Regions from separate parts of the Mus musculus genome. Here regions 2, 3, 4, 5, 6 and 7 are each linked to region 1. Evidence: chromatin loops called from intact Hi-C (ENCODE). Cell type or tissue: left cerebral cortex. All regions are shown on one strand. Region 1 has its middle 3.5 kb from the start of Cacna1e. Region 2 overlaps Gm30388 (a long non-coding RNA gene). Region 3 has its middle 16 kb from the start of Gm30388. Region 4 overlaps Cacna1e (calcium channel, voltage-dependent, R type, alpha 1E subunit). Region 5 overlaps Cacna1e (calcium channel, voltage-dependent, R type, alpha 1E subunit). Region 6 holds the start of Glul (glutamate-ammonia ligase (glutamine synthetase)). Region 7 holds the start of Zfp648 (zinc finger protein 648).

What was found. Peaks named below come from ENCODE experiments on the same cell type or tissue, not always from the same donor. Only the 100,000 strongest peaks of a DNase experiment are listed, where the experiment ranks them.
Region 2: a loop joins it to region 1, with 11 times the contacts of the local background. A loop is called at or near these places in 9 of 42 quality-filtered maps.
Region 3: it touches region 1 in a loop (3-fold over the local background); 2 of 42 quality-filtered maps call a loop at or near these places.
Region 4: a loop joins it to region 1, with 2.8 times the contacts of the local background. A loop is called at or near these places in 3 of 42 quality-filtered maps.
Region 5: it touches region 1 in a loop (2.9-fold over the local background); 6 of 42 quality-filtered maps call a loop at or near these places.
Region 6: a loop joins it to region 1, with 2.4 times the contacts of the local background. A loop is called at or near these places in 17 of 42 quality-filtered maps.
Region 7: it touches region 1 in a loop (3-fold over the local background); 10 of 42 quality-filtered maps call a loop at or near these places.

Annotation. Positions count from the first base shown.
Region 1 is chr1:154,727,421-154,731,420 of GRCm38, forward strand. It overlaps a transcript of Cacna1e not described here. Among named protein-coding and RNA genes, the nearest start is that of Cacna1e, 3.5 kb to the left of the region's middle. In left cerebral cortex, a CTCF peak has its summit at 2,348 (motif pointing left); DNase peaks (open chromatin) are centred at 2,349 and 3,333; H3K4me3 peaks cover 12 bases; H3K27ac peaks cover 376 bases.
Region 2 is chr1:154,188,692-154,192,691 of GRCm38, forward strand. It overlaps Gm30388 (a long non-coding RNA gene), which reads right to left. Exons shown (of 2, transcript XR_003948053.1): 2 at 3,123-4,000. Among named protein-coding and RNA genes, the nearest start is that of Zfp648, 10 kb to the right of the region's middle. In left cerebral cortex, a CTCF peak has its summit at 1,737; DNase peaks (open chromatin) are centred at 1,652 and 2,029; H3K27ac peaks cover 948 bases.
Region 3 is chr1:154,218,995-154,222,994 of GRCm38, forward strand. No RefSeq gene overlaps it. Among named protein-coding and RNA genes, the nearest start is that of Gm30388, 16 kb to the left of the region's middle. In left cerebral cortex, no CTCF peak of the experiment used is centred here; a DNase peak (open chromatin) is centred at 1,768; H3K27ac peaks cover 294 bases.
Region 4 is chr1:154,530,564-154,534,563 of GRCm38, forward strand. The region is part of intron 7 of Cacna1e (calcium channel, voltage-dependent, R type, alpha 1E subunit); the gene reads right to left. Among named protein-coding and RNA genes, the nearest start is that of Cacna1e, 190 kb to the right of the region's middle. In left cerebral cortex, a CTCF peak has its summit at 1,681 (motif pointing right); DNase peaks (open chromatin) are centred at 2,142, 2,825 and 3,094; H3K27ac peaks cover 2,053 bases.
Region 5 is chr1:154,416,519-154,420,518 of GRCm38, forward strand. The region is part of intron 38 of Cacna1e (calcium channel, voltage-dependent, R type, alpha 1E subunit); the gene reads right to left. Among named protein-coding and RNA genes, the nearest start is that of Gm30465, 150 kb to the left of the region's middle. In left cerebral cortex, a CTCF peak has its summit at 1,968; DNase peaks (open chromatin) are centred at 2,026 and 2,456.
Region 6 is chr1:153,897,207-153,901,206 of GRCm38, forward strand. It overlaps Glul (glutamate-ammonia ligase (glutamine synthetase)), which reads left to right and starts at 2,723. Exons shown (of 7, transcript NM_008131.4): 1 at 2,723-2,853. Gm38440 (a long non-coding RNA gene) reads right to left here and starts at 2,570. Exons shown (of 2, transcript XR_387481.3): 1 at 2,389-2,570; 2 at 1-1,544. It overlaps Mir8114 (microRNA 8114), which reads left to right and starts at 2,720; the gene lies at 2,720-2,830. In left cerebral cortex, no CTCF peak of the experiment used is centred here; DNase peaks (open chromatin) are centred at 2,079 and 2,665; H3K4me3 peaks cover 2,302 bases; H3K27ac peaks cover 2,150 bases.
Region 7 is chr1:154,200,929-154,204,928 of GRCm38, forward strand. It overlaps Zfp648 (zinc finger protein 648), which reads left to right and starts at 259. Exons shown (of 2, transcript NM_001204908.2): 1 at 259-500; 2 at 3,112-4,000. The coding sequence starts at 3,169. It overlaps Gm30388 (a long non-coding RNA gene), which reads right to left. Exons shown (of 2, transcript XR_003948053.1): 1 at 3,065-4,000. In left cerebral cortex, a CTCF peak has its summit at 1,878 (motif pointing right); DNase peaks (open chromatin) are centred at 1,886 and 3,991; H3K4me3 peaks cover 159 bases; H3K27ac peaks cover 81 bases.

The sequences.
Region 1 (4,000 bases):
TTAACAGACCTCATAGAGAAGTACCTCTGCTTCTCTGGGACCTTCTGTCCTATGGACCCTAAGGGACCTTACAAAGCAGCCTTCTAGATTGGGTTCCACTTTCCTCCTGGCAGGTGGCCCAGATATTCCAATCCCCAGACAGAGAGCCTAAGCAAAGTGCCCTCAAAATCCTAACAAAGGGGGTTTCCCACCCACCACCACCTTTTACTTTCAACCAAGGTCCATTGATCTTCTCAAACCTATGTCATTTTAAAAAAAAAAGTGTCTGAGCTGCAGAGGGAGGACATGTAGTCCAGAGAAAGAAGCTCTGTGTTTAACAATCTAGTCCTTGCCTACAGGAGACTCCGTGGACAGTCTATCCCTGTCCCCTCCCATCATCTGCACTGTCTGGAACATACTTTCCTTGACTTATGTTCACCCTTGGCTTCAACACATAGTTGTATCCATAACCTTTCTACGGAAGCGAAGGAAGCGCTGAGGGCAAGGGCTGGCTGAAGACGTAAGCAAAGGCAAACCAAAGCCCCAGTGTTGGAAGTCACCATGAGGGCAGCGCCACCTCGGCAGGCCTGAAAGGCAGTGTGTGAAATTAACTGATTAAGAGATAAAGTGGTGTCTGGGTGTTGGGCACGTGTATTCCTACTTGTATGTGTCTGTGAGTGTCTATGTGTGTGCACTGATACATGTCTGTTGTATGAGAATGTTGAGTGTGTAGGTGTGTGTGACAGAAAAGGGTCTGTGTACAAGAAATGCAAAGAAATGGCCTCAACACAGGGATGCCTTGCAATCACCCCTGCCCTCAGGAAGCGAGTGTTGACCCTGGGATTCATCGGAGATCATTTCAGATCAAATCTCGGCTGGAAGTGTGCCAGTGCCACCTGTTATTGTGATCTCACTTTGCCGAGGAGCTTATTAGGAGACAGAGTAAAGGAAGGTGGCTGTGAAGTCTCACTAGATGGTCACCTAGACAGAGTGGCTATCTCAGAGCTCTGTAAACTTCACGGGACTAAAAAAAATCTGATCTTCCATAGCAGAGGAGCCATACAAACCATTCATTTAGCAAATATATTTGCGTACATTCCCCACAACAGACACTATTTTAGACATTGGGGATTAAATAATGAGCCATATGGATGATGACATAAATGATGTGTCTTTCATAACTTCCACGAGATTGTATAGCCTAGCAAGCTCTGCTCTAAAGCTCACTTCAAGGATGAGACATAACACCTTCCTCATCATGCCTCTGTGTCTGTTTGCTAAACAGGGCACACTAGCCTTTTACCTTCCACAAGTACTTCCGAGAAAGACTAAGGACTCCTGCCTTGTCTCTTTACCCAGTAAGCCAAAATCTAGTACTGATTCGGGTTCCTCTTTCTTCCATACTCTGTGAGTCCTGTGACTGCTGAATTCTTTAGAAGCCTAGAATATGCAAGACAATACACTGGCCACACTGGGACCTCATGGGGCTGAGCCTAGCCTTCCTGCATTCCCACGGAGCAGGCTTTACCAACATCTAGGCAGAGTTTACTCGGGAGCAGGAATGGCTCTGTGGTAGAGTTCATTAGGATTCTTGGAGAAGCAGTCCCAGAGGGCCAGGGAAAATATTATGGCATCAGTAGGTTTAGAAGGGGGCTTGGTTTAAGGGCAGCAAAGCTGAGGCGTGTTCTTCTCTTTTCCCCTTCAACCTGAATGTCACAGCTTTGAGAGCTTTAAGACCTCTGGGTCTCTATACTGGCTTCCTTCTCTTCACTTTGCAACTTGTCAGGTGGATACCGTTTTAAAGATTAAATTGCACCAGCGATTGTTATAGCTACCAGTGTACATAAGCCCTACAGCAGGGCACTACTATAGCCCTCACAGCCCAGAGGAGCGTGAATTAAGGTGCTGATTCAGACCACAGAACAGCAGAGCTTCGGAGTCATGAGGTGTTGGTTCCGATCTGATAAAAGGCAGAGTGTAAACATCTAATGGATCTGATTTTCAGTTTCTAATAGCCATGCTACATAATTGCAACGTGTATATCATCAAGTGGAGACACAATGATGCTAAGCCTGTGGATGCCCTGCCTCCTACTCTCAAGATGAATTCTGACCGGTGCCTAAATATTCCAGGAACCACACTAAAGGGAACTATCAGGAGTGGCCAGAACATTGCCATCATGATCCTTGTATGGAAATCTGGTAAGTATGTTTCCCCCTGGTTTTACTGTTCTCTTAAAGACCACAAATGGAAGTGTGGAGAAGCAGCAACTGATCAGAACTCTGGAAACCAGTTTTAAAACCCTTGGAAAACCCTTTTCTCAGCCTCAGGGAGCCAGAAGTCTTATTTCCCTGTTGCCAGAGCACCATCTACTGGTCACTCCTGAGACAGCACTCTGAGTACAAGTACTTAGCAATACAGTACCTCAGGAACCAACCTTGAGAGCTCAGAAGTCCTAAATCAGTCACCAGCTCTATGCCACTCTCAGTGGAACTTTGTCGAGATCTACACCCTCCATTTCACACTACCAGCAATTCCTCTCACAGCTCCCAAGAAGTTCATACCCCCTTATTGGGCACAAGGTTACCAACACACACACACACACACACACACACACACACACACACACACGGGAGGGAGGAGCAGAGGGGTGAGGAGGAGAGAGAGAGAGAGAGAGAGAGATCGGGGGTGAGGGATGCTCAGGATGTAGCAGCCAAATGTTCTGCATGTTTCCCTGCAAGCTGTGATCTGCAGACTCAGAATTCAATAGGAGCAGAGGAAGCCACTGAAAAACTTTCCCAGATTATTGAACATATACAGATTATTACATTTCAGAATCCTTTTTCCTGTATCCCTGATACTCCTGTGAACAATTCAACTGTCAGACAAGATCGAGGAAGACTGACAGGAGTATTTTCAGCCTCGTATGTAAGAGAAGGGAGGCAAAGCCATTTCAGTATCCCCAGACCAGGCAGGCCGTGGAGCACATGCCAAGGCATACAGAGTGGTGAGTTGAGAATCTACCCCATTCATTCACAAAGATCTTTCCAGACCTCACAGGCTTTGGGCCCTCTTCATATAAGATTTTAGCCACTCATTGAGGAATCTGAAAATCTGGGCCTTGGCTGAAGACATGTTCCCCTCCCACCAATCCTGATCACTCTGCCTTGCCAATTACACTCGGGTGGCTTGTGCTTAAACTATCAGAGGCCCCTTTGTTCTATTTTCTCCTTATTGAGCTTTTCCAAGAAATAGACTCTTATGCAAAACAGTGCTCTAAGGAACATAATGCAGAGAGGGCTTGGGAGTGGGTTCCTAAGACAAAGTTGGCAGGAAACCTTGTGCAAATGCACAGCGGAGCAGAAGAGCAGGATGGAAATGCAGACATCTCGGGAGGCTGCTGGCATTCACAGCACCGCACAGCCTTGACTCTGGCGGAAAATGGAATTTCACATCCTTATATAACAATGTCCAGCCCTGGAACGAGCATCTCGCAGACCTGGGTTTAAGGAACCACAGAATACCAGTACCTATCAGTTGATCAAACAGCTGGAACTTGCCCAAAGGAATTTTTGAACCTATCACTTAATGGTAACTCAACACCTCTTCAGTAATAACAGCACTAAGGACATCTTACTGCTTCTTTGCTGCAGAGATGTGAGACATATTCTATTTGTTATCTGAGGCCCAGAAAGTAAGGGACTTTTCCAGTGACAGAGAGCTGGGAAACAGCAGTCAGCTCTCCTGATAATAATAAGCCTCAGATTCCTTATTGCAGTGGCTGCTGTTAAGGTGATGTATGTCAAACAATGTCTTCCTTGCTTAAGAGTTAGGTCACAGACATGAGGTTAGTATTGCAGAAGAAAGGCATGAAGTTAAGTTAAGAGTCTCCCAGGGGATTAAATAAGAATACACCATACCAATAGACTGTTATGAAAGAGTGTTCGTTGATCTGTATATAGCTCTTGGAGTGGCACCTATCACACAGTAAGTGCTGTGTAAGTGTCTTTCCCATGTCTTG
Region 2 (4,000 bases), 540 kb before region 1:
TTCAGAAGGGAGGGGCACCCAGTTGGTGGAGGCTGGTAGCCTGGGCAGGGATCTGTAAAAGAATCTTCTGGCAGCTGCCATATGGAGCTCATTTCTGTGGCTGGTTCAGTTAGTGGAGGGCAGAGGCCTTGCAGAGTAAATGGGGTGGGGGAAGGGCGATGAGGGCGTGGCTAGAGAAGCAGCGCTAAGAGGGACAGGACAAGCCTCTTAGCCATGGCAATGGCCCTCTCCTTGGGGTTGAGGTGAGAGCTTAGGTGTCACTCCTGGATACAGAGGTCATGTTCACAGGCAGGCTATGCTGCCTGCCGGGATCTTCCACCCAAGAGTACTTCTTGCTGAGTGGATCTGGGCACGGAATGTGGTCAGCAGACACCCTCTGCCTGTCGGCTCTCTTCAGGGCTTGCCTCAGCTCAGAGAGGTGCCTCCAGGATAGAATTCTCTGTATGCTCCCTGTCTCTCCCAACTTGCATTCTGGAACATTCACGTCTCTCAGTCTATGTTGAGCCCTCTAGCCAGCAAGCTTTTTGCTATAATACTTCCTGCCTGGGCTGTCTGAGGCTTATCCTGCTAATCTTTTGCTTCCCACATCCCTTCCTGTCCTTCAGAATCACTGGTCTCTCACTGGTGTCTTGTACCCAAATTTTTGACTGCTTCTTATGACATATTTAACCAGAGACAGAAGTCTGCCTCTCCTACTACAGCACAGTATATGCTATGCCACCATTACTGTGGGGCCTACTTGGTGTGACCATTAATCAAGGCCAACACTCTTGGTCTAGTGAACAACCAAACTAGAGAGAGGACTGGCCAGGTGCATTCTGCTAGAAATCATTAGACCACATGTGGTCAGACACTACCTTTAGTTTGGGGGCCACATTTGGAGAGACCCACACACTCCATTAACTGCTGAGGGGAGTCATGGGGCATAGATGGCAATGGGACTATTTTCTCCTCCTCCTCTCCCTCTCCTCTCTCCTCTCCTCTCCTCTCCTCTCCTCTCCTCTCCTCTCCTCTCCTCTCCTCTCCTCTCCTCTCCTCTCCTCTCCTCTCCTCTCCTCTCCTCTCCTCTCCTCTCCTCTCCTCTCCTCTCCTCTCCTCTTCTCTTCTCTTCTCTTCTTCTCTTCTCTCTTTGCCTCTCCTTGCCTCTCCTCGCCTCCCCTCGCCTCCCCTCGCCTCCCCTCGCCTCCCCTCCCTTCCCCTCCCCTCCTTCCCCTCCCCTCCTCTCCTCTCTCCCTTCCTTTTTCTTTCCTCTTCATGTGTTCTCTCTCCAGCTCCACACAGCTGTTACATGTTGCTCTTTTGCCCTGTACCGAGCAAGCTCATTGCTGTGGTGTGAGACTGGATAGGGCCTCAGTTCACTCTGGCCAGGGAGAACCCACATGTTCAGAGAAGTCCAACATCAGACAAGGAAATTTCTTTCAAGAAACCTGGCTTCATACCCACAGCCAGAGCAGGCCGTGCCGGCACGGAGCCGTTGAGAAAGGAAGAAGTGGGTGTGTTTTTATGGAAACCTCAGTGGCCTCTCCTTCTCTTCTGTGAATTGCTTCTGTGTTCAGGCAGCCGACTTAGACAGCTGTGAGGCGAGGCATATGGGCGTGATGGGGGCCTTGGAAAGAAAAGGCCCCTTGTACCCTTGCCAGTGTCTGTAGGTGGTGTGACCTGGGAAGACTGAAGAGCCAGGAGCTTTCTCAGCTGCGGTGACAGAAGCCAGAATCCCAGTGGTGGTGTTCTTGTGTACCACAGGGGGAGCCCGAGTATCGGGAGTCAGGAGGCGACAGCCTGGTCCGGAGAGAAAATCCGGGGCTGCTCTTCCAGAACCAGAAAAGATGCTGAGGAATTTGGAAGCAGGGCGACAATTATCCTTGTCTTCTGCCTGAAACACACAGATTTCATTCTTTGAAGCCAGTGCAAAAGCCTTCTCTTATGGGAAGACTCCCCTAAGCCCAGGCAAAGCCAATTATCCGTTTCTCCTTACTGTCCATTGTATTACCTCTACGCGGCAGAGTGTCCGCAGGCGGCTCTGAGTTCTCCGGCAGAGCGAGACATGACCGGGCTCCTCCACGTGCCAGCTTGGTATCTGGCTTCTCCTCGGTGCAGATGTGACTCATGCGTCAGAATTTTGCCAGAACTTGTTGAGATGTAGATTCTAGGTGATATGTGGACCGGGTGAACCCCGAATTATCATAATTAGTTGCTCATGTTGTGCTTCTGTATGGCAGGGTTGATAGAGTTGATATTTTCAAGCTCTCTGGTTTTTCAATTAATTAATAATTAATTCCCAGGCTCCCTCTATCTTCAAGGCCCAACCCCACTTTGATGCTTTTTTGTTTGGCTTTGGTTTTTGTGTTGTGACCCACTAAGTTTAGTCAAGACCACTACCATGAGCATGGATTCGAAGCTCTCCACTGGATCCCGAGTAACTCACTGGTGCATATGCAGTGAAAGACAAAGAATTGCATCCCCTAAGTGTCCCTAGACTGCTGTGAGTGTCTCTGGAGGGATGGGGCACCCACAAGACCCTCCCCACTTATGAATGTTTTGTGCTTCATTTTGTGCAGGCTTATGGAGGCAAGCACAGCTGTTGTCAGTTCAGGTGTGCCTTGGCCATGATGTGTCCATAAGAGAGTTCCCACTGCCCTCGGCCCCACCTTTGGGTTCTTACAGTCTTTCTATCCTCTTTTACATGATATTCTTTGAGCCATGGAATAGTGGTGTGTAGTCTTGTTTAAGGTAAAGTAATCCATAGTCGCTTGCTTTCTGTTCCATGACTCTACATTAGCCACTGTTTGCTGCAAGGGCCCCAGCTGGGAAAACTACTGCTGAATTTTCTCTCTGTTACCTGAAGAGTAGCTTCCAGCACCGTGAAGGCTGTTGAGGAGGAAGGAAGCTGCCAGCCTGGTTACAGCATGGTTTCTCTGTATTCTGTAACCAATGTCTGTGGTGTCTCACTATCTAGTTCCAGTGGGCAACCAAAGGCAATGGCCACGACCTGGATAGTTTGGGGAGACCTCCAAGGCCTCAAGTGTTTTTTGACCATGAATCAAAACAACCAGAATATAAAGCATAGTTTTTATTATGTCAGAGTTTCTATTGCTCTGATGAAACACCATGACCAACAAAACTTGGGAGAAAAGGATTTATTTCAGTGTACAGTTCCATATCATAGGTCATCACAGAAGGAAGTCAGGGCAGGAACCACGAGGCAGGAACCTAGAGACAGGATCTGAGCTGAAGCCATGAAGGAATGTTGCTGATTGGTTTGTTCCTTAGGGCTTGGTCAGGCATACTCTGCCTGACTCTTTGTTTGCTTATATTTTATTTTGTTTCTGGAGATGGGGTCTCTCTATGTAGCCCTGGGCTTACAGCTTGGAGTTCACTGTGAGACCAGGTCAGCTTTCAACTCATAAAGATCCTACTGCTGGCTGACTTCTGGGATTAAATACATTTGCTAACATGCTCAGTTTCGGCTTTCTTCTTCCCTCCCTCCCTCCCTCCCTCCCTCCCTCCCTCCCTCCCTCCCTCCCTCCTTCCTTCCTTCCTTCCTTCCTTCCTTCCTTCCTTCCTTCCTTCCTTCCTCTCTCTTTCTTTCTGTTTTTTATTAATCATTCCATTCATTTACATCTCAAATGATAGCCCATTTCCTGGTTACCCCTCCACAACCCCCCCCATCTGCCCTCTCTCCCTGCCCTTTGCCTCTATGAGGGTACTCCCCCACCTACCCACCCTCTCCTACCCCACCACTCCCACATCCACCTACATTGGGGCATCAAACCTCCACAGGACCAAGGGTCTCTCCTCCTATTGATGTCAGACAAGGCCATCCACTGCTACATATGTTTCTGGAGCTATGGATCCCTCCCTGTACACTCCTTGGTTGGTGGTCTAGTCCCTGGGAGCACTGGATGATCTGGCCAACCCACATTGTTCTTCCTATGGTGTTACAATCCCCCTCTGCTTCTCCAAGCCTTCCTCCAGCTCCTCTGGGGGGAGCAGGATTCCC
Region 3 (4,000 bases), 510 kb before region 1:
AGAACAAATAGCTGGGCTTCGGAAGTCACTAAAAGGCAGTCTTGGACCATAAGCAGTTAAGTGACCAGAACACACCAAAACAACCCAAGGGCCTCAGTGCGCCCCATCAGGAGGTTTCTCTATTTTGCTTCCATGTCTAGTTTATAAGCGGTCTCCGCTTCATCACTAGATGATGCTCCCTGAAGTCTCTTCTGATAGTGTTGCCTGATTAATCAGTTGATTTTTGCTCAAATAAACTCCGCTAATTTTAATTTGTCTGAAGTTTTCTTTTTAATACAACTATTATTAAAAATGAGGCTCTTTTATTATTAAATTCATGTTTTCAGGTACCATAATCACAGAAATAATTAGTTAACAACAGATTTTCAATAACTTCCTAGAGCAGTGGCCCTCAACATTCCTAATGCTGTGAGACTTTAATACAGTTCCTCATGTTGTGGCGACCCCTGTCTTAGTTAGGGTTTCACTGCTGTGAAGAGACACCATGACTCGTTGCTGTGAAGAGACACCTTGACCAAGGCAACTCTTATAAGGAAAACATTTCATTGGGGCTGCCTTACAGTTTCAGAGGTTTAGTCCATTATCGTTATGGTGGAAAGCATGGCAGTCAGAGAGAGACCAGAGAGTTCTACGTCTTGACTTTCAGGCAGCAGAAGGAGATCATGTGCTACACTGGATGTAGCTTGAACATATCTGAGACCTCAAAGCCCACCTCCAGAGTGACACACTTCCTCCAACAAGTCACACCTATTAATAGGATCACTCTCTATGAGCCAAGCATTCAAACACATGAGTCTAAGGACAGACCACCATATTCCACTCCTGGCCCCCATAGGCTTGTACTAATAACATAATACAAAATGCATTTAATTCAACTTCAAAAGTCTGCATAGTATATCACAGTCTTAACAATGTTCAAAAGTTCAAAGTTTCTTCTGAGATCCACGTAATCTCTTAACTGTAATCCCCTAAAATATCAAAATCAAAAACAGATCACATACTTCCAACGTACAATGACACAGGATATACAATACCACTCCAAAACATAAGGACAGGAACATAGTGAGGAAATACTGGACCAAGCAAGACCCAAAACCAGCTGGGCACACTTACCCTCCCTATCTCCATGTCTGATGTCAAAGCACTCTTTAGATTGCCAACTCCTTTCAGCTTTATTGACTGCAACACACTTCTTTCTCTCGGTCTGGTTCTGTTCCCTGTTAGCAGCTTTCCTTGGCAGGTACCCTATGGTACCTGAGGTCACCACTCACTCCCTTTATTCCATTTAGTACCTTAATCTGTTTATCTCCCTGAAGATCATGCAATCTCTTAACTGTAATCTCCTATAATGTCAAATTAAAAAAGCAGATCACATACTTCCAACATACAATGGCACAGGATACACATTACCATTCCAAAACATGGGGACAGGATTTGGCTCCATTCCACTTCCAAGTGCCCCATTTCTCCTTGAACCACACATTTTGTATTTTTCCTTGCTTACCTTGCTCCTTTTCATCAAAACACTCTTCCTAAGATTCAATAGTAGATATTACACAACAGTCTAGACCAGGCTGTTTTTGAGATTTCCTTTGTTAATGCAATTAATCTAAAATCTTCACTTTAGCTTCAGGCAGACTCTTTGGACAGGGACAAAATAACAGCCATATTCTTCATCAAAATATCACAAGAACAATCTGTAAGCAACATACTAAAATTCTTTTCCTTTGAAACCTCTTAAGCCATCCCCCGCCCCCACAGTTTGACTCACCCTCAGCACTACTGTCTTCCACGCTTCTGCTAGGATGGCCCATTTAGCAGTGCTTAAAGCATTCTACTGCTTTCCCAACCCAAAGTCTCAAATTGCACAGACCTCCAAACAAAATGGTCAGGCCTATCACAGCCATACCTCAGTCCCCGGTGCTAACTTCTGTCTCAGGTAGGGTTTCACTGCTATGAAAAGGCACCATGTCTGAAGCAACTCTTATAAGGAAAACATTTAATTGAGGCTAACTTACTGTTTCAGAGGTTTAGCCCATAACCACCATGGCAGCATCCAAGCAGACATGGTGCTGGAGAAGGACCTGAGAGCTCTACATCTTGATCCACAGGCAGCAGAAAGAGATTATGTGTCACACTGCGTATAGCTTGAGCATATCTGAGACCTCAAAGCACACCTTCACAGCGACACACTTCCTCCATCAAGGCTACACCTTCTCCAACAAGGCCATGCCTCCCAATAGTGGCATTCTCTATGAGCCAACCATTCAAGCACACGAGTCTACAGCAGAGCATATATATTCAAACCATGACAACACCTAACCAAACAATTATTTTGTTGCTACCTTATAATTGTAATTTTGCTACTGTTATGAATTGTACTGTAACGATCTGAGAAGCAATGTTCTAGAGCATCACCTCAGTGGGTAAAAGTACTTGATTCCATATGATAACCATAAGGACCTGAGTTTGGATCCTAGCATCCATGTAACAAGCCATTCATGGTCTCATCTATGCTTATAATACCAACTCTATAGACTGAGGCAGAGACAGGAGGATTGCTGAGGTTTAATGGCCACCAACTTAGCCAAAACATTCCAGCTTCAGGTTCAGGGGGAGACCTTATCTCATAGAATATATGTATATATATATATACACATATACATACACACACATATATAGAATACACACACATATACATTACTATATTTATTAATTTAATCTAAAATAATATTTTCTCTGGAGATTAAGAAATAAAGACTAGTAAGAGAGAAATGCTAGCATTTTATACCTTAATTTTAAATAATACAAAACTAATATTATTATGAAAAACAGTCTTTATTAACTTTAGCATGGATTTCACTGATAATTTTCCCATTAGAAAACTTTCAGTACTACATACTCGGATATCTCCATGCATTTCTATCAGATGTCCTGACCTCATGCCAAGATCATTTGTGCTTCCCAAGACTCTACAAACTAACTTTATATCATTTGCTTACTTTCCCAACGTAATGAGTTGTCTTTTTTTTTAACTTAAAAATAAATATATGTGTATAGGCATTTCATCTGCATGTATGGTTGTGTACCACCTGTGTTCCTAGTGCCTGAAAGAAGGTGTTATATCCATGGGAACCTGAGTTATAGACCATTGTCAGCCACCAAGTAGATGCTGGGAATTGAAGTCGAGTTCTCTGGATGACAGCCTATGCCCTTGAACACTGAGCCATCTCTCCAGTCTTGTGATGATTGTTTTTCTCCACTTGGCAGGATTTAGAATCAGCAAGGAGATGGATAGGTGGGTGCATCTGACTGTGTTTAAGGAAAGATCTACCTTGAATGTGAGCAGCAGTGTCTTTATGAACTAGGAACTGGGACAGAATTAAAAAAAGAAACTGAGGACTCCAGCTACTTCCATCCTTTCCTGTCTGTTTCCTGATGTAGATGCAGTATGTTTGACTACTTCACAGCCCCACCACCGTGCCTCCCTGCCATGGGGGAATGTATCCCCTCAACCCAACAGCAAACGAGACCCTTTCTTAAGTTGCTTTTGTCCAGTAGTTTGTCCTTATAACAAAAAAACTAATATACTAACTATTCATATGGTCATCGCTCCCCTCCCACCTATCATGAAGGTATTGCCTCCTATTTCCATCTGTCCATACAGACAACACTTACAGGATGTTCACTGCAACTGAGATAATAAGACATTGCTTTATTTACTTGATCTAGAAACAAGTAAACAGATGGCATCACAGTATAGAAAATTCCAGTGAAGATAAGCATCAAAGAGTACTCTGGGAGTGTGGAGGGAAGGTCTGCCCTTGGAGAAGGTATTGGACTTTTCTAGGGTAATGATCTAATGCTGGAATTTTGGAGGACAAGAAGTACCACCAGGGAGATGAAGGCATAAAATACAGAAAAGCACAGAGCTGTGATATATCAAGACGTGGGGAGACTGTAGCTTGACCAGGGTAGCAGTCAGAGCTCACTGAAAAGG
Region 4 (4,000 bases), 200 kb before region 1:
TTTGTGCAATTTCGAGAAGGCAGCAGGGTGTCAAACAAAGTACATATGCTTTGGATTAAGAAAAGCCTAAGTTAAAATGCCAGACCTCCTTTTCCCAGCAGGATATCCTTGGACAAGCACCTGAGCCCCTGTTTTTGTCCATCTTGTGATTTGGGGGGAGGGGGGAGCACTACCTATCTTGCCAAGTTTTTTCGTGAAAGTTAAATAGAGAATATAAAACATTTTCCTGCTACTGTGGTTACTTGGGTCATTTTGTTAATTTTTCTCTGTTTTAATTTCCCCCCATATTCCTTTGTCTTTCATAAATCCACTTTCCAGTTATGCAGATGACTGTGATCTGTTTGGGCAGCTCTGCCATTCCTAGACTAATGGATTTATACATGGATATGAAAAAAACACAAGAGAGAAAGTATGTAATAATAGCATTTATCATTTTTTAGATGTTCAGAGGCTCTTACAAACCCTTAACTTCGCAGTAAAGAGGGTTAGTACCAACTTCAGGAGTTAAGAGGTCCTTAAGGATCAAAGTCATATGCTACTAGACAGCTCTACTGTAATAGGCATTGTCTAGGTTCAGTCTCCAATTTAATCAGTGATAGCCTTTGACGTCTTATAATATTCATTTTACAGACTGACAAACTGAGGCCCCCAAAGAATGAAAAACATTGCTAACAGTCATGTATGCAGTTAAAAGATGGGTTAATGTTCCTAGTTTTTTAATCCAAAACCATCACACTAGGGTATCTCTTCTTCTTTTAGTAAGGGCCCATTCAAAACCTTCAAAACTCTCAAACCAGCCTAATAGGAGAAAGAATCAGAAACACACAGCCCTCAATATCTGTGGATTAGAGCACATACCAATGTCCACTGATGTTCAATCCCTTGAATAATAGAATTCCTTCTATAAAGTGACACTTAACCTACACACACCCTCCTGGACTCTCTAAATCTCTGGTCACTTGCAATACAAAACACAAAGTGAATTCTGTGTAATTAGTTGTTGGTCTGTGTTATTTATGGGATTAAGAAAAGCAGTCTATAGATGTTTGGTACAGGTGGGATTACTGCATTCAAATATTTCTCATCCAAGTTTAGCTGACTCTTTAGATTTACAGCTCATGGATACAAAGGACCAAGAGTAGCCAGTCTTCTATGTTCACATGTTATGTGTGAGGAGGGTGGGGACCAGAATCATTTTCTGAAGGAAGCAAGGAAAAGGAAGTTCCCCTCATCCCCTAATTGTTCTAAAGTATAGAACTCATTATATAAATATTAACTACTTACCTGGCTAATATACAAAAGGGGCTATAAAATTAATAGATATAATATAATCAATTAAACGATTTGCTTATTTCAGAGAGAGGGAGAGGGAGAGGGAGAGGGAGAGGGAGAGAGAGAGAGAGAAAGAGAGAGAGTTGCCACTCTCATTGTACTCATTGTAATATGTTAGTTCATCTGTATATCCTCTGTCAAGCTTGACATGTTTAATTCAAGTTATGGCACTGTATAATGAGGATCTGACTCTTTAATTCAGATAAAGCATTCATTCATTCATGCATTCATTCATTCATTCTTCAAACATATTAATTGGCATCTGTCAGACACACTGCTTATTGGAAGAGCCGTACTAGAATACAGGCAAATATTGGTAGGTTTCCAATATCAAGTAGGCACAAGGTGGCAGCAGGATCCCCAACTGCAACCATTCTAAGAACAAGTTAATTGATAGATTGGCTCAAAATGTTTCTAGATAAACAATGGTTACATGATGAGAGGGTATGTATTACAAATTCCTTCATCATTCTAATGAGAAAGAAATGAACACTATTGAGTGAGAACAATAGAATATCAAGGGGTATCTTCATTAAAACACATCTTTTTTATGTTACAAGTAACATTTCTAATCTGCTTTGGGTTCGTTTTCAATTTGAGTATGGCATACAAACAAACAGCCTACAAATCTTTCTTGGTCTGTATCTTTTAAGCATTCAGTGCTGCCTTCTTTCATATGAGCATGTATTGTTCTAGGGCATGTTGAAGAGGAGAGCCATCTGGAGTAGTAAGTCCCCAGCATAGGGACTTTTTGTCCTAGCTAGTGGGTTGAGTGATGCGGCAGCCTCACTGGTAGCAGGACTTCAGTGAAGCTCACTGAAGGGAACACACTTAGGCTCTTTATAAGAAAGGGCAGAGGGAAGGGAGGAGCCAGGGAGGAACAGAACAAGATCACAGCCTTGTTTCTAGAACAGTGTTTCTCACTGTGTGGGTCATCACCCTTTTGGAGGTTGAATGGCCCTTTCACAGGGGTTGCCTAAGACCATCAGATAACAGAGACATTTACATTACGATTCATAAGAGTAGCAAAATTATAGTTATGGAGTAGCAAAGAAAATAATCCTATGGCTGGGGGCCATCACAACATGAGGAACAAACTATACTAAAAGATCAAAGCATTAGGAAGGTTGAGACCTGCTGCTCTCGACAATTCTGGAGCAGAGTGCATTCCACATATAATTCACAGGGTCTTCTTTGTCAGAATCCCTTAGCGTCACATCGTCCAGAGTCAGGGACTGGTGAGATCATCCAGCGCAGGACATAGATTACACCTTTTCAGCTATGGCCAGCTGGGGGCAAGCAGCTGACAAGCCAGGCCTCCAGACTCGGCTGGGAAGTGCTATTGGCCTCTTTGCCTGTGTCCTTTACTTCATGATCGCAGTTTTATTGTTTTTATTATTTTAATTCTTTCCCTTCTGGGCTCCCCTATCTTCCCATGCAAAACTGGTTCAGAGATGCCACTTTTGGAGCTCATTATGTTGCCATGGCAACCGGAATTTTCAAAGTTTATTTCTCCTCCTCTTCTCCCTTTCATGAACTCTCCTCTCCCTCTCCTCCTCTTACCACGTATGTGTTTTGCATGAGAAGCAAAATGCAGAAGACAGTAAGACCATTATCTCTGTCAGGTAATTATTTTTTTCCTCACATGCTCTACATTTCAGTACAGCATGCCCCTGACTGGTTACATGAAATCACCCCATCTTCATGGCTCATGTTAATATTCCTAGGCTCCCAGTGGTCTGTGGTGTTTGGGAGCAAGGCTTGGGAAGCAGCCATCAGCTGTGTTTCTCTCTCCTGCAGGGAACAGATATATTTCTTCCTGCTTACATAAACCGCAAACATGCTGTGTCTTGTTTTTCACGTCTAGCCCTCAGAAACATTCAAGAGGACTATAACTCTAGGAGACAGAAAGTGGCTGTCCCTCAGATGTGCTTTACAGGGGGTTTCCCCTTGAGATCAGAGGACCTACCATTACCAAAATGAATGGAGGAGACATACCTCGATGAAGAAAATTTGAGGCACTGATTGTCTAGTTATATAGCTTTAACCTTTACCATCTAAAACCAGGCAAGTAGGAGAAGGAAAAGGAATCAAAACAGGGAAGAAAGAACCTGAACTTTCACGTGGGATGCAAACCATCTGAGGAAGTCAAGAAGTATGCTTCCCACCTGGTTCACACAATCACCTGAAGGAGGGTTGCATGCTTCCGCCTATAACCAGGACCCAGGAGATGAGGCAGTTGTATGGTCCACACAGCTGCTTGACAACCTGGAGGACCTCTGCAATAACACTATCTGGGATTCTGGTAACCCAGGGGAAGACAATGAGAGTAAGCATACACATGATGGCCTATGGCAGAGGCCTCTCTTCCTCCTGACAGCCCATGCTCTGTTACACTGCCCACCAACCAGGTCAAGGGAGCATAACAGGCCAATCGACACAGGGATTCTTAGTTGAATAGACATGAACCTGACAGATGCAAGCCCTCTGGGTAGTGAGAACTGGTGTAAGTTTTCCTCATCATCGTGAGAAATTGGCTGTAGGATACCCAATACCCTACATGCAAATATCTACAGGTGCTATCTGTTCACGCTCCCTCAACAAATTGGCAATCTATTATTTAGGGAATAAAGGCAATAACAAGCATCTTTACATTTTCAGTACAAGT
Region 5 (4,000 bases), 310 kb before region 1:
TTAGTGCTGGGCTGGCTTTGTGGTTCACTGCATCTAACCCCAAAGTAACACAAGCATGTCTTCAATTCCCAGGGCTGTGCGTGAGCGGTATAAACCGGATAGACGGTGCTCCAGCCGTGGGTAGGAGTTTCTGGCCCCTACTGGGGCTGGGATGCTGGCCTAGAAGTCAGGCCTGTCCCTTGCCCTGAACCCACAGGCAGAACGTCGTGTATCCCCCCTCTGTGGTATGTGTGCAGCAGGAGGCGGCGGCCGTTTGCGTTGAAAGTGGTGGGCTGAGATTGCTGGTCAGAAAGTCGCCCCGTTGCTTCCACCTGGCTCCGTGAACAAGAGTGCTCTTTATTCCCCAGCATGCACCAGGTTGATGGCATGCTGGGGACAGAAGAAACAAAACCAGGAGGAAGAAGAGCATCTTGCATGCCATGCTACCCTCCCCAGCTCTCCCACATGCGGCTGCAGGTTTCACTGGGGTGGAGTTTAAAGAGTCTCAGCAGAGGCAGCTGTTCAGCCTCCTGAGTTCAGAATCAGGGTCACCATCCCAAGTCAGCTCCATCCATCACCTAGGCAGACATCCTTCCTGAGCCTGTATCTTCTGCTGCCTGAGCAGCTCTTTGCTTTGCTTTCCTCCCATAGCACCTGAAGCAGGGTTCATATTTAGCGGTCCTGGGCTTGGGAAAGCGACTAGGATACTGTATATCCTGGGTAATGCAGAGTTTGAACTTATATCTCGGAACCTGTTGGTCTAACCAAGAAGTAGTGACTTGGCAATTACGGCAGACCTCTTACAAGTGTGACTGGCAGGCACCAAAGGCATTAAATAATCAGTTCAAGGTCCTTCTGTGTCTGTTGAGGTTATTTTAGTCTCTGTGCTATGAAATTCTCTAATAGTTCTATGCTTTTTAAACCATGTTTACCTGTTGCCCTCTTCCCCTCTGTCCTACAGCTTCTATTGCTGATCTTGGAAAAAGCACCCAGGATCTGTGAGGGATAGCAGGGGTAGGGATGACTAGGTTCACTGAAATCATGTGGTTCAATGAAAATGAAGGTCTCGTGAAGGGAAATCAGAACCCTTTTGCTTGATTAGAGGATTTCTGCATCCCAGAGAAGGGGGAAGTCCTTTGGTAGAATGTACAAGCTAGGGTAAACTGGGGGATGTATGTGTAGGTGCACAACAGTATATTTGTGGGAAAAGCCAAAAGGAGTGACTCTAGTGGCCTTTGTATTAAGTCTTTAACTCTCTTTTGCCTTCACCATAAAATGGCCCTTCTTCCTATACGGCAGCTGCTGGTTCTGGGAGGGGTTGGGCCTCTTTAAACTCAAAGGTAAGCAACATGAAGGTTCTCTCATGTGGCGCAGTGGTGGTGGAGCAGAGGGCGGAGAGGGTTAGATGCTGCATCCCACTGCAGGTCATGGCTGGGGACTGGGGGGGCAAACCTTGCAAGCCACCCTGTAGGGGCAGTTCTCTCCCAGGCCCAGAGGAGGCGAGATCACCCGCACTAATTTGTACATATCCTTATACGGGATCCTGCCGCTGGAAAGAAAGCACAGGTGGGTTAATAAGATACTCAGAAAAGAATGGGGAAGAAACGATGGCTTCTCCCTACAGGGACTGTCCCAAAGAGGTAAGGCCAGTTTATTGGTGCCTGACATAATCAGACCAGAGTGATGAGAACCAGAGAACTACCTACCACCTTGCCAAACTATTCTCCCAATTTTCTCAGGAAATCCGAGTCCATCTAATATCCAAAGGAACCTAATGCCTAAGGTACCCAGAAATACCTGTGTGGCTCACTCCTGGCCTGAGGAGCCCAAGCTCCAGCTAGGCTTCTAAGAGCAAAAAGACAGCCAGTGTGTCTCTGGCCACTGTCCAGAGCAGATGTCAGGTTGCCAACGTGTGGACTACAGAACTCTTTGCTTTCACACCCATACTGATTACAGGCAGTTACTACGGGCCACCTGTCAGGGGCAGTGGGGAGTCAGCATGTTTCTGTAGACTGTGAGAGACAAATTTCCCACTAGGCTAATTAGCAAGAAACAGAGTTTGCGTGAGAGAATTTGAAAGGGCTTTGGATCTCTCTGTGACATATACTGAGTTCAGCTTGGGTAAACGCTGCTCTATTCCACAGGAGCCTACTGGGATTCGTGTCCAAAAACAATCTGGAAAGATGCCCTAGAAATATTTCCCTGCAGCTCCATTCCAGCCACTCAGGGTCTAGATTGATCCTGCAGAATTCCAGGAACACTGTGACCCTTTTTTGATAACCTTTTCTTCCAGGAACCTTCAAGAGACTTCTGGCTTCTTGTGGAAATGGAATAACTGGCATAGGATTAATTCTCAGTGGTTAAAACATCTTCCCTGTCAGGGACCAGAACAAGGAAGCCATGGTGGGATCTGAAAGTCAGTATGCACCCTGGACCAGGCCGGGGGTTGCCATAGAAACGATGAGCACACTATCTCCATCTAAGCATCCTTTTAGGAAGCGTTATCAAAGCAAATGTTTTCTTCAGCTTCACTCTTTCTAGCCTTTTCCTGACTCGGTGCTGATTTGTCTTGTTTCTTTCCAGACAGTAGCTCACCGGCATGCCCAGTCTCTTGCCCCTTGGAATGATGGAAAGTAGTCATGTGTCAGTTTATTTTTACTTAAGAGTAGTAAGTAGTGGCTTTCAACTCATTGCTTCTTTATATGAAGACCCTGACTCATTGCACGTTTGCTGGTTTCTTCTCAACAACCTTATTCCATTGAGAAAACCAATTAAGATGTAACCAGAATAATTGGTAATTCTCTAGACATTCGAAATGACAGAAGGAGTTCCTCTCTGTTTTTCCTTCTCAGTTCATGTGACCAAGTTTCATGATTAGTCCTGTTGCAGCCTCTTCCCAGCAACTGCAATGAAGTGGGGGCATCTTTAAGGCATTTGGCACTTAGAGCCACAGAGGAAATAAAACCAAAGGAAGTGCTGGTTCCAAGAGCCAAGGATGTCCGAGTGAGGCTAGATGTGTGATGCCATCCTTTGGTAGCAGATAGTGTCTCTTCAGTTACGTGAGTGAATAGGCATCCAAAATCAAGGCCATAAATGCTTTACAGATGGCAATTCTCCTCATTTCTGAGTTGCATTCACATACCATGTTGTCAAGTACCTAACAGTAGTATGCATGATATAGTTACATGCTCACAAACACACACCAGGCTAGGTAGGTATCATTACCACCACTTGATAGATGGTTACATCACTTGTCCAAAGTGAGAAAATGGCTAAGATTTAGGCTGAGCATCATTGTCCTCCAAGCCATCGCCGGTTGCATACTAAAACTTTTTGTTGGAAACTGAGTACAGCAAGAAAAATCTGTTGCTTAGCTGCTATATCAGGAAGGGATCTACATCTCCCCATGGCCTAGATCATTATTACAGAAGAGAAAGGAATTCTAATTCACCCATCCACCCTGTCAACAGTTAACCCAGGTTTAGCAGCTTCACAGATGGTAGATATGGGGAAGAATCACACATCATGAAGGGAGTATCAGGTGGAAGCAACGGTGGTCCACTCCTGTGAAGAAGAGCATTTCCTCAAGTATTTTCAGAGAGGGACCAGAATGGGGAGAGTGGGGAGTGAAGACCCAGAAGCTAAGTTTGCCTGGGCCAGCAAAGCTTTTCATTCATAGAATGTCATACTGTCCTCATCAGCAAGGGCTAAAAACACTGTCATTGTTCCTGAAACAGGGGTCAAAAGACTTTTTTTTTAAAGAGTGAAGGTTTTGGCAATAGTTTAATAGTAAATATTTTGAACTGGAAGGTCAGACCACCTTTGTCCCAGTTATTCAGTTTTTCACTCTAGTGCAAGCACAGCCATAGACAATAGAGAAGACAAATGGCTGTAACTGTACCTCTATAAAAACTCATTTGTAAAAGCAGTGAGCCAAACTTAACTGACAGGTGGTAATTTGCTGATCCCCGCTCTAAAGTCTAGATGTCACATCACATCGGAACTATTGGACAGTGAAAGA
Region 6 (4,000 bases), 830 kb before region 1:
ACTCAAAGCTCCCTAGTCCAGTCCTTGAACTTGTCTGGGTCCTACTTCGGCTGGTTTAAACACATGTGGGGCCGACCAAGGGGGCAAAGCTGCCTGTTTACCCCTGAAAGTCAGTGGTCACATGAGATGTTCCTGGTCACATGAAAGGATCAAAGCAAATCCGCTTCTATTCTTGGAAACAGAGCAAATGTTCTCTTGATGCTGCCGCTGATGGTACTGTGGGGTCAATACGTGTTTATTGAACAGTCTGGACACTATTCGAGGGCTACGGGAGAATAAGCAGCCAAGGAGGTTAACATGTCTAGGAAGGGAAGCGGGCACTCACATGGCAGAAACACAAGAAACCCATGGAAAACAGCACATGTGCTCTGGAATATTGCCCTTTCTATCGTGTTCACTGCTCCCATTGTGGAGCCTGGTGAGGAGTGCTGAAGGCTGCCCTGGCTGATGACCGGCAGCTGCCATCTGGAATTCACTATCTCCTAACATAAGAACAACATCTCTCCCTTCTGACAACCCCTTTTCTAACCACCTAAGCTGAAGAGTTAAAAGAAGAAATGGGAAGACAGCCGAGCCCATTGTTGCTGAGTCTACACCTTACTTCCTTAAGTAATGGCGCAGCTCACTACGGAGGCAGAAAGCTGCATCACCCGAGTGGGCAGGGGGTGGGGGGTGGGGGGGGGTGCAGTGCCAGTGCCACAGTGCCGTTGGTGGGTCCTCTCTTCAAAAGAATGAGGGTCCCGGAGTTCATCTCCAGCAACCATGTAAGAAGTCATCTGCAATGCAGGTAACTTCTTCAAGCTGTGCAGAGGCAGATCCAGAAAGATCCCTGGGAGTCACCGGGCAACCAAGTTAGTTAAGTTGCAGTTACAAGTTCAATGTCAGACCCTGTCTCAAAAAAAAAAAAAAAAAGTAGAGGGTGATAGAAGACACCTAAAGTCATCCTCTGACCTCTACACATATGGATGCAGTGTATAACACACACGTGCATGTGTGCATACATGCATGCACACACAGAGTAATCATGGAAAGAAACGACTCAGTCTCTTCAGATTATATTGACCTATGAGATGACATCGTCTTCCTAACACTCCTCATGTTCCAGGTCCCACTGTCATCCCCGCTACAAATGCTAAGACAGAGCTTGTGTGGCTACTAATTTGGCTACTACTCAGAATGAACTTGGGTTTGCCCGACGTGAAGCCCCGCTGTTGAACAACCTCATGGTAAAACGCTTCACACAGTACTGACTAGGACACAGAATTTGCAAGGTGCCTTTCTGGTCCAAAGCCTATTCAAATCCCCACCTGTGGGGCATGCTGCTTCTGTGAGCCACTGTGTCAGACACACTCAGGGGAAATTGACAGAGGTTGACCTAACAGGCCGAGCTATGTGTGTGGGGTCACAGGCAACCTTTCTTTTTCATATTTGTGGTGCATACACAGAAGCAGAAGCACAAACTTCATCCCTTCCTCTTCCAAAGGCACTGAGAGCGTGGGTTTCTGGCATCTAGAGAGAAAACTTCATCTCGAATGCCAGAAGTCCTGAAAGATAAAGCCCAGCCATGAGGTGGATTTCATGTACTAGAAAGAGACTGCTCAGAGCATAGCATTAATAACAATATATGGGCCACGTCTATTTTTTTACAGGTAAATTCTGTGCACATTTTCAGCTTGTCTCACTACAGTATTCACACACTATCTCAGCCATCACTGCAGGGTTAAGAAAGGAAAGAGAAAACTCTCATTCCCTCTCCCCCAACACACACACACAGTTAAAAACAACTTGGGAAGCAAAGCCAGGGGTTCCCCCCACCCCTCTTGCTTTTTTGTTTGTTTTCTCTGTGAAACCCTGGTTGTCCTGGAATTCCCTCTGTAGAGAAGACTGGCCTCGAACTCAGGAGACCCACCCGCCTCTGCCTCCTGAGTGCTAGGATTAAAGGCGTGTGCCACCCCCGCTTTCCCTCCTGAGTGCTAGGATTAAAGGCATGTTGCCACCCTGCTTTCCCGGTCAACTGCTCTGAAAGTCCTTCCATCTGCTTTATTTTGCAGATCCAAGGAAAGGCTGAGAGACGGGAACACACACACACAAGGCAACATCAAATAGACTATGGACGTCCAGAATCCTCTTTATAGAAACATCACACTTGTGTTTAAACCGTGAAATCACAGTCTGACCACTTCCCCCAAATCCACTCAGGAAACCAGGAAGATAGGGTCCTCCAGGTTCTGGGAATCGTGTTTCTCTCTCTCTCTCCCCGCGCCTGATCAGGGCTCCCTGCCTCTCCCCAGCCCAACCCGTCCCCAGGCTCGCTCAACAAACAAAGGGTAAAATTCTCTTCTGGGGTTCTGGATTTTCAGTGACAGATCTCCTCGAAAACCTCTGTACCGTTAAGGAAGCAAAGAGCCGAGGCCAAATGACTCTGAGGAAGCCTCAGCCTGGGTCCGAGGGTCCAGAGGTCGCTTAAGAACGCAAGCTGCAAATGCATCCTGCACCTTCGGCCCTGGCCCTCCTCCAGCCGCCGCTGCCTCCCCTCCCCCACTCCCCTTTCTCTTTCTTTCTTCTGGGTCTCGCTCGCCCCACCCTGAGGCTCCCGCACAGTTCCTCGGCCAATGGCCTCAGGGCCCCGGCGCGCAGCAGCTGATGGGCGCGGGTTTCCTGGCCTAGGTCAGCCAATCAAGGCGACTGGGGGCGGGCACAAGCTGTCAATAAAAAGTACCGAGCAGCCAGCGACCCTGCAGAGCGGAGAATGGGAGTAGAGCAGAGTGTCTGAACAGCACGCTCACCCATCTCCTCTCCGCCTCGCTCTCCTGACCTGTTCACCCATCCATCATCCGGCCGGCCACCGCTCTGGTAAGCGCACGGAGGGTCCAGGAATGTACGGCCGCCCGGGCTGTGGGGTCGCACTCTACTTCCCAGCTCCAGTCAGCTGCTGTACGGAGCGGGATGCAGCGCTCGTGCCTCCCGCGTGTTTGCAGCGTGCGGCCCGGGCCGGCTCTGCTTGGTGTTCCTAGGACGCGCTGTGAGCCAAGCTCCGGGAAGGGCGGGGTTGCGGGTTGTTTTGATCTGTTCTATACTTGCGGCCGGAGGCGCCGCCCCGGGAGGCAGGCGCCGTTGGCTGGGGTTCACGCTGAGATGGGGGCTTTCCGGTGGTCCCAGCGGGAGAGGGTTCTTGCCTTAGGTGGGCGCAGGCGCCTTGATCCTCTCTTCCTGGCGGCGCATTTGGGGGGCGTCGTCACGCTGTGGGTGGTCTGGTTGAGGATGGTGGTCCTAAGCGTTGATGGCACCACTCCCCAGCTCCCAACGCCGTGTCCTAGGCCTTTACCATATGACCGAACAATGGAGAGCCGGAGCCCCGGAGTGGCCGGCGGGCTCCGCAGTGGAGAGGCCGCGCCAAGCGGAGGCAGCAGCGGCGCGCTGTGCCTCCCGCGGTCGCCCCACTCTCGCCACCCGGCCTCTACCCTCGCCGGGGTATGGCCCCCTGGGAGAGGCCTTGAGATCTACGCGGGCCCGAGGGTCGCGGCACCGACTTTCCGGACATTTTAGTGGGAAGGCTGCTTTCAAAGTGGATTGCCCCAACTCCTCCGGGGGCGGGAAGCGGGGATCCTCCCCCAGCCGCAAATACTCAAAGAAACCAACCATTGAAGACGTAGAAGATGGAGATTCTCGGTCCTCAGAGTCCCCTTCTAATACTTTAGGCTTCGTTGCCTACTCTGTGAACTCCGGGGAGAAGTCGAGGGTTAAGATTAAATCGCACCCGTCTTATTCCAGCACCTCCCCCTCCGAACGGTCTGGGTCCCCCACTCCATCGCCCTCGCCCAAAAAGCTCCGTTGCTTAGACCAGCGAGAAATCGAGAACGAGGAGAGGCATGAACACTGCTCTAAAAAGAGGAGGTCTAGAGAGTACAACCCCAGTGCATTTGATTCTCATTGGCTGGGGTGAGTAAAAGTCAGGGCGAAGGACCCCGGGTGCATCTGGCAACCCGCAGAAACTACTCAG
Region 7 (4,000 bases), 530 kb before region 1:
TTGAGGAAGGGCTGTTAGAGGCTTTTTCCTGAAATGTTCCCCCCAGAAAATGACATGAAATTGGAGGTTCGCGAGCACAGCAGGGCAGGAGTGAAGGAAGAATGGCTTGCTCTGTGAGAGGAAGGAGTGAGGACAGACAGGAGGCCCAGGACCACCTGCAGGAGGACTGAGAGGCCTCTGAGGAGGGAGTGGAAGGGAGGAGAGCCAGCTGTGGCAGGAAGGGAAGGCGGGGAACCGAGGGAGCCTGAGTTTCAGCTCAGTTCAGGCAGAGAGAGGGCAGTCTCAGGCTGCTCTGTGGATGTAGGCAAGAAGGTTGAATGTAATACATTGGCCCCACCTCCTGAGCCCCTCTCTGAAGCTGCTGCATTGGACAGGAAAGAAAGGGTGAGATAACAGAGACATGGAGACATCGTCTCTGCTCTCAGGAATTTCTGGTTCCAGTAGCTGAGAGGTGAGACAAAAGCCTGGACAAGGTGCTCCACACGTCTGCGTTTTTTCAGGTAAGCAACTGCGTATGTGGAAGCCAGAAAGGGCAAGGGCTTAAGCAGAGGAGGAGGGGGGAGGTGGCGGGAGGTGGAGGAAGCTGGCAGGGGGGCAGGGAAAGGAGCAGGAGCTGGCGCAGGAGCAGGAACAAGCCCCAGGCCAGGCTTCTGAAGCATGTCTGGGTATAGAGTGGGAGAACTGGGGCCTGCACCGGGGCCACGGCTGGCTGCTGGGTGTGGATGAAGTTCAAGGCTGCAGAACCAGTACATCTGGAGAGGAGAAGAAGTCCCAGACCCGGCACCTTTTCAGCGGTCCTCTTCCTGACAAGGTACATTTGTGTGGACTTTGCCAGATAACCGTACCCAGACTCCCTGATCTCCTCTTAGCCTTCTTCCTGGCTGAGAAAGAACAAGTCTTCGACTGCTCTGGAAGGGAGAAGGCAGGGTGACTGTATTCAGTGGGAATGGGGCCTTACCAGAAAAGGGATTCTCTGTCAGGAAAGGCAATCTGCCCTGAGAGTCCAGAGAAAGGTAAGCTAGCAGAACCCTGATACCCTGTGGAGGCGAGGAATAAGACACAGGCTATGGACAACAGGGCACACATAGGTGACAAATAGAGAAGGTGAATGTTCCACAGAGTGGACTAAGAGGGATGAGCATACACAGTATGCTGTCACAGAGCGAGAATGAGACCTCAGGTACCTACTTCATACAAAGCCAGCGTCCCTCTGTCCCCCAGCTAGGGCACTCCAGACCTGCCACAGTGTGCTAATCATCTGGAGTTTGCTAGCACTGCGTCTCTTCTGTGTGTTACACATACACACATGCACATAGTTGATCTCCAAGCTCCAAAATGCTGAAAATATTCCAGACTTAGTGTTCTGGTCCAAACATACCTCAGCCATACTCTGACATCTTATGAGCTCAGTGTATCAAAAGGAATACCCCTGGGCTTCGGGACACAGAGGGACATGAAATACTGAACACAGGTAGGTCTACAATACGTCTTCTCTTAATCCACAGCTTCTGTACGCAAAATAAGAAGGGAAGCTTCCTTGTACTCCACACACACACACACACACACACACACACACACACACACACACACACACACACACACACCAGGCAGTAAGCAGGTAGGAGTGGGGGAGGACAGGTACAGGACATGCCGAGTACGAGACGTCTCCTGTCATTCCTGCTGAGGTGGGGGTGGAAAGTGGTGCAGTCAGTGAGGGACTTCGGTGACAGATACTGTTCGGTGACTAATATTCCTGGCCACCCAGAGCAGCAGTCTGTGCAGCATGCATCCCAACTCTCAGAGGGCCTTGGCCTCTTTCTCCTGCAGAGGGCAATCTGGGTCAATGAGCACAGGGAGGCGTCCAGTGCTGAGCCAGCACAGCCAAGGCTTCTTGGCCCAGCAAACACAAGGGGCTTTGATGCTTGCAGAGAGCAGCAGCGCTCCCTCTCCAGGATGCTGTGTGTGGCTGCTTTTGGCAAGGCCTAACCCCAGGGCTGGCCTTGCTCTGGAGGCCACAGCTAAGAGGTAGTAGCGCTTGAGGTTCTACACACAGCCATGGAATTGGAGAGAAGGGCCTGAGCTGGTGTCTGTGAGCTGGGTGGCCCTGGTCATAGACCTCGTTAAAGTTCAGGGTCCTGTCTGTAAGATGAAAGGGGATACAATAATAGCAGCCTCTATTTGGAAGGTCTCTGGAAGGAACAAGTAAAGATGTGTCTGGGAAATAGCAGAGAAAGTGCCCAGAAAGCCGGGAAAGTCAGGACTTCCAGTATCTGGCTGCCATCCTTAATATTGTATATTGCATGCCTTGCTGTCCAAATGTTAGGTCCATGCTTGTCAATTTGGGGAACATGTAGGTATGTAAGCCACGGGGGTTCATATGGCCAACTTAGGGAAAGGTTAAACATTGCAGCTGAAGATGAACATAGAATATGAATTCCCATGTGTAAACCTAAACTCCAGGTGACCATCCCTTTCTCCCTGTCTCTGTTCACCTTCCATGGGAGAAGGCCTTTTTATTCATTGCAAAGACCTTAAAGGCCTTGCGTAAGCAGACAGGAGGCTTGGAAACCTGTCTGCTGTCTTGTGTCATCGCCCCATTTTTCTGGGGGACCATTCTTTGCCTTCAGGAAAGGTGGCCTACACAGCTCAATGCCTGGGAGACAGCCCTGATGCCCGTTACAGGATAACACATCTGTCCTGTTGGCAGGGACATCAGGAACTAACCTGGTTTTCCAACTGGCGGACACCGTGAGTGTCTGAGGTGTCTTAAAGCCTGTTTCATCAAGCTCCCCAAGTCCAGAGAGCCTCTATTTTGCTAGCATTTGGGGCACAGGCACCCAGCAAATCCTTCTACTTCCAATCATCTCTGACAGCATTCTCTCTATCTGGGCTTCTAGCAAACAAGATTTTCAAAGGGAAGATGGCTGGCTATGACAGTTTCAGAGGAGCCAGAGCCTCCTTCATCCCACAATGCCCAACAATATGAACCATGTACCTGGCATGGATATCGGTAGGAAACAGAGCCGTATATTCTCTGGCTAGGAAGGAGATTAAGCACACTCACTGTTGTTTGTTCCTCCAACATCCCTCCCTCACCCTCGCTTTCTGCAGGCGCTGTGAGCCAAGCGAAGGCTCTTTCTGGGAGGAGCAGGCAATAGAAGAGGCACCATGGCACAGGTGGACTCCCAGGATAGGTGGACCAAGGTGCCCCTTGGCAGCACTCAGATGCTGAGAATGAGCTTGGAGAGTGAAGAAGAGGATGGTAGGAAGGGTGGCTCCCCAGGAACTCAGAACAACACCGACTCGCAGTTTGACACTCAGTCCTGCAAAGAGGAAGAGAACTGGCCTGAGTGCTTCAGTGCTGGGTGTGTGGCGCAGAAACCTGGGGAGATGCCTGGGAAGACCAGCAACGGGGGGAAAAAGGCATCGAGGATCACCCAGATTCGAGACTCCCCCAAATTACAGGAGGCTCTTGGTGCCCCTTCCAGAAGTTTATTACACAAAGTTCAGATACAGCCCCTTAGGGACTCCGTGGGCAGTGACGGAGGCAAGAAGGCAAATAAGGACCCAGCCTCAGAAGTCCCGAACAGCTTCTTGGACAGTGGAGGGTATTTTGAGGCACAGAACAGTGTTGAGGCATCTTCCCTAGACAAGAACTCTCTGGAGCACTTTCCCAGGTCTGAGAGTACACTAGTTCAGACTCCAACCATTCCTGCCAGCCTGTTAGTAAAAGTACGGAGCAGTAGAAAAGTCCAGGGCCAGGCGGGCCCAGAAGGCAGCGGGCAGGAAGAGGAGGGTCTCGATAGGTGTGTGCGGGCCTTCCAGAAGTCCACCAAAGTTCAGGTCCCCGCGGAACATCATGGCTCCAAGCCCTACGTGTGCCAACTGTGTGGGAAGGCCTACTCCCATCGCAGCACGCTGCAGCAGCACCGGCGCCTACACACAGGCGAGCGGCCATACCGGTGTCCCTTCTGCGACAAGGCGTACACCTGGTCCTCCG